Linked DNA regions of Mus musculus: region 1 is linked to region 2. A link is a contact called in ENCODE Hi-C data. All regions are on one chromosome and are shown on one strand. The core of a region is the stretch at or near the end of the contact, and the rest is flanking DNA. Distances in the headings are between cores, read along the strand shown. Region 1 holds the start of Klk1b3 (kallikrein 1-related peptidase b3). Region 2 holds the start of Klk1b22 (kallikrein 1-related peptidase b22).

Region 1 (5,853 bases), core at 3,307-5,806, 86 kb before region 2:
TCCTACCCAGGAAGTCAAAGCTTATTTAACCTAACACCCCTGCCTCCTTCCTGGCTTCCCCAACTCAATAAAACTTGGTTTGCTGTCTAAATTCTCTGTGTCTGACTGTTGTTTATCATCTCTTCTGCTTCTAGTGTAGGATGAGCATAGCTACAGTTGAACTTTCTGATATTTTAAACTTTTTCCTCTGTGATCTGAACATTTTCCTTGACAGAGGAGACTCTTTTGCCATCCCTGACATGGTCTGAGCCTCTGTCTGCATTTTCTCAATCCCATCCCCTTAGCCAGCAAGACCCGTACACCCGTCCCTTGCTGATCTACTTTGGAAGTCCTGGCCTTAGCTGAGGGAATCATGATCACACTCCAGCAGGACAGAGAATGTCAGACCTTGAACTCATTTGTTGCATGGTGCCTTTTATTGAGAACAGACAGTTGTGATACTTAGGGGTTTTTTGCCATAGTGTCTTTTATCCAGGAGGTAAACTTATTAAGTTTGGTGTAGACGCCTGGCATATCAGGTTCACCGCATGGGGTATGGCCCCATGATGTGATACCTTGGAGAACACCATCACAGATCAGTGGGCCTCCTGAGTCACCCTGAAGGAAAGACAGGGACAGGAGTAAGAAAGGACCTTTCAGTTGGGTTTTACTTGACAACCTGAAACTGACTCTCAAGGGAGGAATACAGGGATTCTAAGAGGCAGCTCTGTTCAATAGGTGAGGGAATACAGCTCTTGGGAGCCCAGATCTTACAAGGACATTGGGTCGTGGTGAGGGGCTCACAGAATCGTCCCCTAAGACAAGTCACAGGGAAGAAATAGTACCAGCTACAGGATCCTCCCCTCTCAGGGCTCATCCCTTCCATAGGGAAGGATGTAACACACCTGCCTAGTCAGACTGTTGAAGTGGGAACCAAGAACTTCAGTTCCCTCTTTCAGCCCTTCACCTCACTGTAAGGAGGGGCTGTCTCACCTTGCAAGTGTCTTTGCCTCCATCCATCTCTCCTGCACACAGCATGGCATCTGTCACCTTCTCTATGTGGGCTTTGGCACAGTCCTCATTAGGCAGGAGCTTGAGGTTCACACAGTAGAGATCATCTGTGAATTGGACTGTGAATGAGGAGGAAAGAGGGTGATGATCAGAGCCCCACTCAGTCCTTTCAGCTCCTCCTCCTCCTCACCCAGCTATGTTGCTTGGACCAGACTCACATTTGGTGGGTGTAATGCTGCCCCAGCCTGAGGCTAGGCATGTGCTCCCCAGCTTGGGCTCCTCAGTGGGCAGGGTGATGGGCTTCACAGTATCTGTGATGTCAGCAGGCTTGCTGAGGCGGAGCAGCATCAGGTCATTGCTGTAGTCATACTCAAGGAATCGGATGTGCTTCCTCATGAGGCTCATGTTGAAGCCAGGGTGAGGGATGGCTTTGCTGACAAATCGGTGCTGAGCAGATGGTTCATCCTTGAATAGGTTGTTTTTGCCCAGCCAAACCTTGTAGTTGCTAGAGTGCATGGAAGGAGATGGAGGTAGTGAGAGGAGGTAACCACAGAGATTGGGCAATGTACAGGGGAAAGGGGGGAGGAGGGATGGAGGCCGAAGAAAGAATCAAAGACAGAAACACGGGAAGGCAGAGAGAAAGAGAGAGAGAGAGAGAGAGAGAGAGAGAGAGAGAGAGAGAGAGAGAGAGAGAGAGAGAGAAAACACACACATACACATACACATGTGGAGAAGAGGGGGCAGGGAGGTGGTTCAGGCCTGAGAGCTGCTCAGGTGCAGCTAGGACAGGGCTGAACTTCCCCAGCAGGTAAGGCCTGGCCTGCAGCCCAAGGTCTGAGCCCTCCCCTCCCTCCCCAGCATCCAGCTCTCTCTGTACTCAGTTACCTCACCCAGCTCCAGTTCTGACCAGCCCTTCTCTGTGTGTCCTAGAGTAGACAGAAGGTCCTAAAGGCAGAGCTGCTCTGAGGAGAGTGGGGACTTCTCTCACAGCCTACCTTCAGGGACAGCACTTTCTAATCTCAAGGGCCCTTTGGGTCTTGTTCGCACTATGGTCAGTAGTGATAAAAGACAACACATGAGATCCAGACCCAGACAGATGTTGTCAGAGTCCCAAGGGAGATACACACAGTGACAGATGACCACCGAGACACGCAGATGTGGATTCAGATAGGAGACAGACAGACAATAAGACAGAAAGGCAAGACACGGGACTTGGTACACAAATCTGGAGGGTGGAGTAAAGAGATCATGGATAGATTTTCTGCCAGTCCCACCTGCCTGCCCTCTAGTACCCCAGCCTGTCCTGGAGTCATGTTCTCTGGCTGCCACCCTGCTTTCCTGTTTCCACCCTTACTCACTCGTCATAGCAGTGGGCAGCTGTGAGAACCCAGTTGGGGTCCAACAGGACACCCCCGCATAAATATTGGGTGTATCGGTACACAGCCACATGCCAGGGTTGGGAATTCTTCTCACATTTAAATCCTCCAACAATTCGAGACTGGACAGGAGGTGCAGCATCTGCAACAGGGGCAGTGGGGGAGGGGAGGTTTGGCACAGATATTGAGGTTTACTGTTGCAGGACACAGTTAATCAGGGGAAATTGTCAGGGGATCCAGGCAAAGGACTTGTATATGGCTGGTCTTGTATATGGTGATCTGTGGGGACAGAAATAATTCTACAATCAGGAATTGGGTATAATGTCAGGCCACTTTATTGTTTTGGACCAAGGGTTGGAAGGGCAATGAGAGAGACAGAGAAAGACAGAGAGAGTGAGAGCGAGAGCGCGCGCGCGCGAGAGAGATTCATTTCATTTTTCCAATGAGAATCCTCTGATTTGGAATTTAGAGTCTCCAAGGCTTGAGAAGAAGTCAGAGCCTTGTCTGGGTTTTGGGAATTCTGGAAAGGGTGAGGTCTCAGGAAACGATTTCAATGAATAAATGAATCCAGGAAAGGGAGCTTGGGGTTGATTTGGGCTTTCTTGGATTGGGTATGAAGTGGCCAGTTGGGATGGGAGAGAATGAAGGTTTATAGATCAAAGGGGCAGGGTTAAGGCTAGGGTGTCTGCTCCTGTTCATGTCTGTGGTGGAGATGACATCTAAGAGGGGTGGGGCTCCCTAATAAAGGAGTTTGAGATGGGACGAGCAGTGAGAATTGGAATTTCTGAGGGTCTGTGACAGACAGGCTCTGCTTCCTGTGGAGGTGGACAAATGATATGGGTATTGGAGATGCTCAGGGTTCTCTTAGAGGCAGCCTCTGGACAGGAGTGGAAACTTAATTAGATCACATCAGACCACTGTGAGGCAGAGAGGAGGACCCAGCTGATATGAGGTACTAGGGTTAGGCATTGGGGTATTTGGGGAGTCCTGCACAGAGTTAGAACTAGAGCTGTGCAGTGGGGCTCCGATGAGAGGAGAGAGGAGCCTGCTGCGCAGGAAGGGAGGCATGAGGGGGAAGAGCAGGCCAAGGCACAGCATTTGGAAACAGAGGAAATCTTGGCAAGCCATGCATAGCCACACTTCTCTGTAACCTCAGTACACAGCAGGCTGAGGCAGAGGGATTGCCATTGACTGAAGTCAAGCCTGGGATACATCATGAGACACTAACTCAGAACTTATTCTCAAGAGCTGGGCAGGAGATGGCTTTGTTGCTACAAGATTGGCCATGTAAGCGTTAGAACCTGTGCTGAAGCTTCCAGAACCCAGGGAAAAAGTCAGGTGTGATGCTGTGTGCCTTTAACCCCAGAGCTGGGGAAGTGGAAACAGGAGGATTTCACCTGAGGCTTGCTGCATAGTCATCATAGCCTAACAGGAACTCCATACAGTGAGAGACGCAGCCCTAGGTGGTGAGTGATTGATGATCACTTGATGTCCACTTCTGGCGTCTACCACCTGACTCCTTCTCCAAAACCAGACTAACCCAAAAAGCCATTGGAAAGGTTCATACACATTTTCCCCACAGGACAAAGGGAACCCATCTTTTGTCACAAGCCAATTTGAGAAGTGATAGTTTTGGTAGAAATTGGGCAACCTAAGATGAGGGGGGCCAGTTGTCATCATGTGTAGAACACAGCTGAAAGATGGCAGCTGGTGAATAGCCAGTGACAATAGTGTGAGATTTAGGCAATCCCTGATTCAGGGGCTGTGTTATGAGGCTCTAGGAAAAACAATGAATTCTAGGGACATCTGATGTCCTAAGATCGGTAAGAGGTTGGGTTCCTTAGAAAGACTGGAGAAGCCCAGAGATGGTCAGCTATCTAAGGAAGAGGTGAAAGTTCTGGAAAGTGGGAGGGAACAAGGGCCTGTCCTGGGAGCAAGAACTGTGAGGGACTTGGCAGTGTACAGGGCCAGAGAGGAGCAGGTGGTGCTCATGATGTAGCTGGGGTGAGGAGAGAGGGGAAAGGGATGGCCAGGGCCAAAGGCAGCAGGAGAGTCAGGGCTGTGATCCCTCCCATTCCCTCATCTCACCAATCCCTCCTAGGGACAGGGCTAGGAACAGGATCAGGAACCACATGGTGACAGGTGTCCAGGAGCTGCAGGCAGTGAGCTTGGAGCTGTTGAGGCACCTCAGGGAGACTTTAAAAACCCTTATACTCCTCCCCTGTCCTGTTGCCACCCAGATGCTGACCAAAGCTATGTTCTTGCTGACAGAGTTGTACTTCCTTCTTGCACCCTCCTGGCTGTGGGAGGGGAGGGCCTCGTTGCACCTGCTGTCCTGTAGGCCTTAGGTCATCCTGGATATCTTCCCAGGGATGCGATTGGGTGGGGTAGGTCCTGCTGTTTCTGGAGCTGTTCGAGTTCTGGGGAACTTAGCCAGGTGACAAGGTCAGGGGCAATGTTGAGTTGGGTTGAAAGGCAGAGGAGCAAGTGATGCCCAACCCACAGCTCTAAGGAAGTTCCTGTACCTCAATACCTAGATTATTCTCAGAAAGTTGCAGTTAGAACAAAATCTTTTCACCAGTGATAGCCAAAATGGGTTCTAGTTCCCTGTAGATACAAACCATTTTTTTGGAATGTCAAAATGCTTGCTTTTCTGGACTTGGAACCCTGGATCACTGGTTTTATTGTTCCTATGAGAAGTTTGGGAGCTGGGTGTAGTGGTTCACACCTTTAATACCAGCATTTTGAAGCCAGAGCCAAGTGGATCTGTGTGATTTTAGGCTCTAGTATTCTGTGATGTAGACCAATCTATCTACATAGTGACTTTCAAGACAGTCAGGGTAATATGTAGAGCTTTCTCAAAACAACCCCCCAAAAATATAATGAGTAGAAGTTATGGTACACATTACCATTGCTTGATTACACATTACCCGCATCCCTGGGAAGATATCCAGGATGACCTAGGGCCTACAGGACAGCAGGTGCAACTCTTTTATTCAAAAGTATGAAAATTCAGGTTATTCCAGTGGAGTGTCACCCACCCTGAACCGTTTTGGGATAACAATGACCTTTCTCTTCCTCATTTCCTAGATCCTGAGCTACATTTTGAGAGTAGAGCAGCCCGGCTTATTTGAGACCCTTTCTCAAGAAACAGCAAACAGAAAATGTCACTTGCCTCCAGAAGCTTCAGGGTTAAGCTTGGTGGCTACATATTTTTGTGCATAACTTTGATCCCAGAACTTAGGTGTTAGGGGCTGGTGGATCTTTGTGAGTTCCAGGTTAGACTGGTACACATAGTGTATTCTGGCTAGTGAAACAACATAGGGAGACTTTGTCTCAAAAGTTAAAACATCAAGAATTCAGCATGGGTTCTGGTACAGAGAAGGAGAAATACCTAGCTTTATACACTTAGTTACTGTTGCAGGTTTCACACCAATCCCCTCTCATTGAGCATTTAGACTATTTCAGTTCTCATGGTAGTTAGCAC
Region 2 (6,419 bases), core at 2,579-5,078:
ATAGTACCAGCTACAGGGTCCTCCCCTCCCAGGGAACATGCCTTCCACAGGGAAGGATAAAAAGAGCCTGCCTAGTCAGGGTGTTGAAGTGGGAACCAAGAAACCCAGTTCCCTCTTTCAGCCCTTCACCTCACTGCAGGGAGGGGCTGTCTCACCTTACAAGTGTCTTTGCCTCCATTCATCTCTCCTGCACACAGCATGACATCTGTCACCTTCAGTATATGGGCTTTCACACAGACCTCATTAGGATGGAGCTTGATGGACACACACTGGAGATCATTTGGGTTTTGGTCTTTGGATCAGGAAGAAAGTGGGTGGTAAGCAGGGCCCAATCTAGTCCCGTCTGCCCCTCCTCCACACCAAGCTGTTGTGCTTGGACCTGACTCACATATTAACTGGTTAATGCTGCCCCAGCCTGAGGCTAGGCATGTGCTCCCCAGCTTGGGCTCCGTAGTGGGCAGGTCGATGGGCTTCACAACATCTGTGATGTCAGCAGGCTTGCTGAGGCGGAGCAGCATCAGGTCATTGCTTAAGTCGGCCCCAGTAGGTACACTTTGGAGGAGGCTCATGTTGAAGTCAGGATGAGGGAAGCTTTTGCTGACCAATCGGTGCTGAGCAGAGGGTTCATCTTGGAATAGCTTGTTTTTGCCCAGCCAAATATTATACTTGCTGTGGGGCAGGGAAGGAGATGGAGGGGGTGAGTGGAGAGAAACAGGGAGATTGGTCAGCATCAGCAGAAGAGCTGGAGGAGGGAGGGAGGAAGGGAGAGTCAGAGACAGAAACACACACAGACAGAAAGATACACACACACACACAATCACACACACACACAATCACACACACACACACAATCACACACACACACACAGAGAGAGAGACAGAGACACACAGAGAGAGAGAAATAGAGAAATAAACAGAGAGAAATAAACAGAAAGGTACATACATACATACATGCATTCATACATACATATAGATTTAGAGAGGCAGAGAGAGCAAATACAGGAACAGAAGACAAGGGTAGAAAGGGTAGGCCTAAAATCTGCTCAGGTGCAGCTAGGACAGGGCTGAACTTCCCCAGCAGGTAAGGCCTGGCCTGCAGCCCAAGGTCTGAGCCCTCCCCTCCCTCCCCAGCATCCAGCTCTCTCTGTACTCAGTTACCTCACCCAGCTCCAGTCCTGACCAGCTCTTCTCTGTGTGTCCTCAGAGTGGACAGAAGGTCCTAAAGGCAGAGCTGCTCTGAGGAGAGTGAGGACTTCTCTCACAGCCTACCCTCAGGGACAGCACTCTCTATCCTCAGGGGCCCTTTAGGCCTGGTCCCCACTATGGTCAGTAGTGATATAAGAGGACACATGAGACCCAGAACCAGAAAGTTTGTGCCCAGTGTCCCAAGGCAGAGATACACAGTGACAGATGGCCACGGAGACACTCATATGTGAATACAGACAGGAGAGAGACAGATAATAAGAGAGAAAAAAAAAAAGAAACAGGACTCTGAACACAAACCTGGAGGATGGAGTAAAGAGAGACCCAGGAGGTCATGGATAGTTTCAGCCAGTCCCACTCCCCTGCCCTTCAGTACCCCAGCCTGTCCTGGAGTCATGATCTCTGGCTGCCATCTTGCTTTCCTGTCTCCACCTTTACTTACTCTTCATAGCAGTGGGCAGCTGTGAGAACCCAGTTGCGGTCCAACAGGACTCCCCCGCATAGGTACTCATCTAAGTAGTACACAGCCACCTGCCAGGGTTGGGAATTCTTCTCACATTTAAATCCTCCAAGTATTCGAGACTGGACAGGAGGTGCAGCATCTGCAACAGGCGCAATGGGGAAGGGGAGATTTGGCACATGTAAGGAGGTGTACCATTGGGGGACACAGCTAAGCAGGGCTGGGATCTGGGGACATGGCCAGGGGATCTGGAGTAGGGACCAATATATATGGCTGGTCCTGCATAGGGAGATGTATGCTGTGGGTACAGGAAGAACTCTTGAATGAGGAATCGGGTATAGTGTCAGAGCACTTTAGAATTTTAGGTGAAGGGATGGCAAAGAAGCTTCATTCTTAGTCGAATGAGAATGAAATCCTTTAATATGGAATTTAAAGTCTCCAAGGCTTGAGAAGAAGTCTTGGCCTTGGCTGGGTTTTGGGAATTCTGGAAGGTGAGGTGTCAGAAAATTAGATTTGAATGAATAAATGAATCCAGGAAAGGGAGCTTGGGGTTTATTTTGGGTTTCGTTGATTGGGCATGAGGTGGCAGCTGGGTTGGAGAGATTGAAGAATCCCAGGTAAAAGGAGCAGGGTCAAGGCTAGTGCGTTGACTGCTGTTTGGGTCTGCAGTGGAAATGACATCAAGAGGGGTGGGGCTCCCTCAGAAAGGAGTTTGATATGGGACAAGCAGTGAGAGAAGGAAATTCTGGGGGTCTGTGAGGAAAAGGCTCTGCTCCTGTGGAGGTGGGCAAATCATCTGGGTATTGGAGAGGCTCAGGGTTCTCTTAGGCAGCCCCAGGACAGGAGTGGAAAAGGAATTAAAGCCTCTGGACAGAAGTGGAAACATAGTTAGATCAAGACAGGCCACTGTGAGGCAGAGAGGAGGAGCCAGCTGATGTGAGGTACTAGGGTTAGGCATTGGGGTCTTTGGGGTGTCCTGTAGAGAGTGGGAACTCGAGCTGTGCATTGGGGCTCTGATGAGATGGGACAGGAGCCTGCAGCACAGGGAGGGAGATATGAGAGGGAAGAGCAGGCCAAGGCATAACATTGGGAACAGAGGAAATCTTGGCAAGCCATGCATAGCTGCACTTCTCTGTAACCTAAGTACACAGCAGGCTGAGGCAGAGGGATTGCCAGGGATGAAGACAAGCCTGGGCTACATCATGAGACACTAACTCAGAACTTATTCCCAAGAGCTGGGCAAGCGATGGCTTGGCTGCTACAGGATTGGCCATGCAAGCATTAGGACCTTAGCTGAACCTTGCAGATCCCAGGAAAAGAGTCAGGTGTGATGCTGTGTGCCTGTAACCCCAGAGCTGGGTAGGTGGAATCAGGAGGATTCCCTTGAGTTTTGTAGAACAGTCATCTTAGCCTAAACAGAAGTCTCCATTCAGTGAGAGCCCCTGCCAATGTTGTGAGTGATTGAGGAAGATACTTGTTGTCCAAGCCTTGTGTCTGCCAATTGACCCCTTGTCCAAAAATGAGACTAAATAAAAAAGCTAGTGAGAAGTGACCCGGGCATTCTCTCCACACCAGAAATGGAGGGGGAACCCATCTGACCTTACAAGCCAATTTGAGTAGAGGGAGTTTTGGTAGAAACTGAACATCTTGGGAAGATGGGGCACCAGTTGTCAGGATGTGGAAAACATATCTGAAGGCTGGCAGCTGCTGGACAGCCTAAGGCTCTAGTGTGGGATTAGGCAAGCCTCTGACTCAGGGTTTGGGCTATGAGGCTGTAGGAAAAACAATGAACTGTAGGGAAATTTGAGGTCCTAAGTTTAGAAAGAGGGTGGGTTCCATAGAAAGACTGGAGAAGCCCAGAGACGGTCAGGTGTTGAGAAAAAGGAGATAGTTCTGGAAAGTGGGAGTGGACAGGGGTCTTTCCTGGGAGCAAGGACTGTGAAGGTCCGATCACTGCATAAGGCAGAGGAGGAGGAGGAGCAGGTGGTGCTCATGATGTAGCTGGGTTCAGGGGAGAGGGAAAAGGTATGGCCAGGGCCAATAGCATCAGGAGAGTCAGGGCTGTGACCCCTCCCCTTCCCGTATCTCACCAATCCCTCCTAGGGACAGGGTTAGGAACAGGATCAGGAACCTCATGGTAACAGGTGTCCAGGAGCTGCAGGAGGTGAGCTTGGAGCTGTGGAGGCTCCTCAGGGAGACTTTAAAAACCCTCATTCTCCCCCACAGCCCCACCCCTGTCCTGTGGCAGCCAAATGCTGACCAAAGCTCTTCCCTTGCTGACAGAGGTGGATTCCCTGCACTTACCCTCCCTGCTGTGGTAAGGGGCGGTCCTGTTGCACCTGATGTCCAGTAGGCCCTAGGTCACCCTGGATACCTTCCCAAGGATAAAATCGGGTGGGGCATGGACTTTTGTTTCTGGAGCTGTTAGTGTTCCAGGGACCTTAGCCAGATGTCAAGGTCGTGGCAATGGTGAATTGGTGTTAACGGAGGGTAGTGGAGCGAGTGCTGCCTAACCCACACCTCTAAGGAAGGTCCTGTACCTCAAGTCCAAGATTATCCCAGAAAGTTGCAGTTAGAACAGAGTCTTTGCACAAGTGGTAGCCTAGAGGGCTGCAAGCTCCCTGTAGATACAAATCCTTCCTTGGAGAATGCCAAAATGCTTCATTTTGGACTTGGAAGTTGGATCACTGATTTTACTTTTCCTATTAGGAGCTGAATTCCAGAAATTCAAATAACCTCATTAAAAATTGCTAAACAAAGAATTCTCAATCAAGGAATACTGAAAGACTGAGAAGTACTTGAAAAAATGTTGAGCATACTTAATCATCAGGGAAATGCAAATCAAAACAACCCTGAGATTCCACCTTACACCAGTCAGAATGGCTAGGATCAAAAATTCTGGTGACAGCAGATGCTGGCGAGGATGTGGAGAAAGAGGAACACTCCTCCATTGCTGGTGGGTTTGCAAGCTTATACAACCACTCTGGAAATCAGTCTGGAGGTTCCTCAGAAAACTGGACACTACTGGTAGATCCAGCAATACCTCTCCTGGGCATATACCCAGAAGATGTTCCAACTGGTAATAAGGATACATGTTATACTATGTTCATAGCAGCCCTTTTTATAATAGCCAGAAGGTGGAAAGAACCCATATGTCCCTCAACAGAGGAAATGGATACAGAAAATGTGATGCATTTACACAATGGAGTACTACTCAGCTATTAAAAACAATGAATTTATGAAATTCTTGGGCAAATGGATGTATCTGGAGGATATCATCCTGAGTGAGGTAACCCAATCACAAAAGAAGTCACTAGATATGCACTCACCAATAAGTGGATATTAGCCCAGAAACCTAAAATACCCAAGATACAACTTCCAAAACACAAGAAAATCAGGAAGATAGACCAACTCATGGATACTTCATTCCTCCCTAGAATAGGGAATAAAATATCCATGGAAGGAGTTGCAGAGACAAAGTTTAGAGCTAAGAAGAAAGGATGGACCATCCAGAGACTGTCCCACCTGGGTGTCCATCCCATAATCAGCCACCAAACACAGACACTATTACATACGCCAGCAAGATTTTGCTGAAAAGACCCTGATATAGCTGTCTCCTATGAGGCTTTGCCAGTGCCTGGCAAATAAAGAAGTGGATGCTCACAGTCATCATTGGATAGAACACAGGGCCCCCAATGAAGGAACTAGAGAAAGTACCCAAGGAGTTGAATGGGTCTGCATCCCTATAGGTAGAACAACAATATGAACTAATCAGTACCCCCAGAATGCGTGTCTCTAGCTGCATATATAGCAGAAGATGGCCTAGTTGGCCATCATTGGGAAGAGAGGACCCTTGGTCTTACAAACCTTATATGCCCCAGTACAGGGGAAAGCGAGGGCCAAGAAGTGGGAGTGAGTGGGTAGGGGAGCAGGGCAGGGGGGAGTGAATAGGAGACTTTTGGGAAAGCATTTGAAATGTAAATGAAGAAAATATCCAATTAAAAAAAGGAAGTTTGGGACCTGGGTATAGTGGTGCACACCTTCAATACCAGCACTTGGAAGCCAGAGCCAGGTGGATCTGTGTGATTTTAGGCTCTAGTATTCTGTGATGTAGACCATCCTAGTCTACATAGTGCCTTTCAAGACAGCCAGGATTATATATAGAGCTGTCTCAAAACAAACCAATAAAATATAATAAATAGAAGTTATGGTGTACATTACTATGGCCTGATCACTCTTTTATTCAAAAGTATGAAAACTCAGGTTATTTCAGCTTAGAGTCACCCACCCTGATCAATGTTGGGGTCACTATAACTTTTCCCTTCCTCATTTCCTAGATCCTGAGCTACATGTTGAGTAGAGCCAAGCCTGGGCCATGTGAGACCCTTTCTCAAGAAACAGCAACCAGAAAATGTCCCTTCCCTCCAGGAGCCTCATTAAGGGTTCAGCTTGGCAGCTGCTATTTTGGTGCACACCTTTGATCCCAGAACTTAGGAGTTAGAGGCTGGTGGATCTTGGTGAGGTCCAGGTTAGACTGTGCACATAGTGTACTCAGGCCAGTGAAACTACACAGGGAGACTTTGTCTCAAACGTTAAAACATCAAGAAGTCAGCATGGGTTCTGGTACAGAGAAGGGGAAATACCCAGCCTTTGACACCTACTTACTGTTGCAGGTTTCAGACCCATCCCCTCTCGTTGAGCATCTAGACTATTTCAGCTCTCATGGCAGTTAGCATGTTTGACCTGGGTGTATGCA

The links. Hi-C counts contacts between places; a loop is a spot of excess contacts on that map.
Region 1: a loop to region 2 is called in a map of Patski, with 2.9 times the contacts of the local background. The contact joins the promoter of Klk1b3 here to the promoter of Klk1b22 in region 2. A Hi-C loop is called at or near these places in 4 of 37 maps with a recorded cell type or tissue (CH12.LX, Patski, T-helper 17 cell and 1 more).

The regions. Positions count from the first base shown.
Region 1 is chr7:44,196,894-44,202,746 of GRCm38, reverse strand. It overlaps Klk1b3 (kallikrein 1-related peptidase b3), which reads right to left and starts at 4,556. Exons shown (of 5, transcript NM_008693.2): 1 at 4,455-4,556; 2 at 2,349-2,508; 3 at 1,209-1,495; 4 at 973-1,109; 5 at 396-597. The coding sequence starts at 4,500. The coding sequence ends at 442.
Region 2 is chr7:44,110,082-44,116,500 of GRCm38, reverse strand. Klk1b22 (kallikrein 1-related peptidase b22) reads right to left here and starts at 3,828. Exons shown (of 5, transcript NM_010114.2): 1 at 3,754-3,828; 2 at 1,646-1,805; 3 at 389-669; 4 at 156-292. The coding sequence starts at 3,799.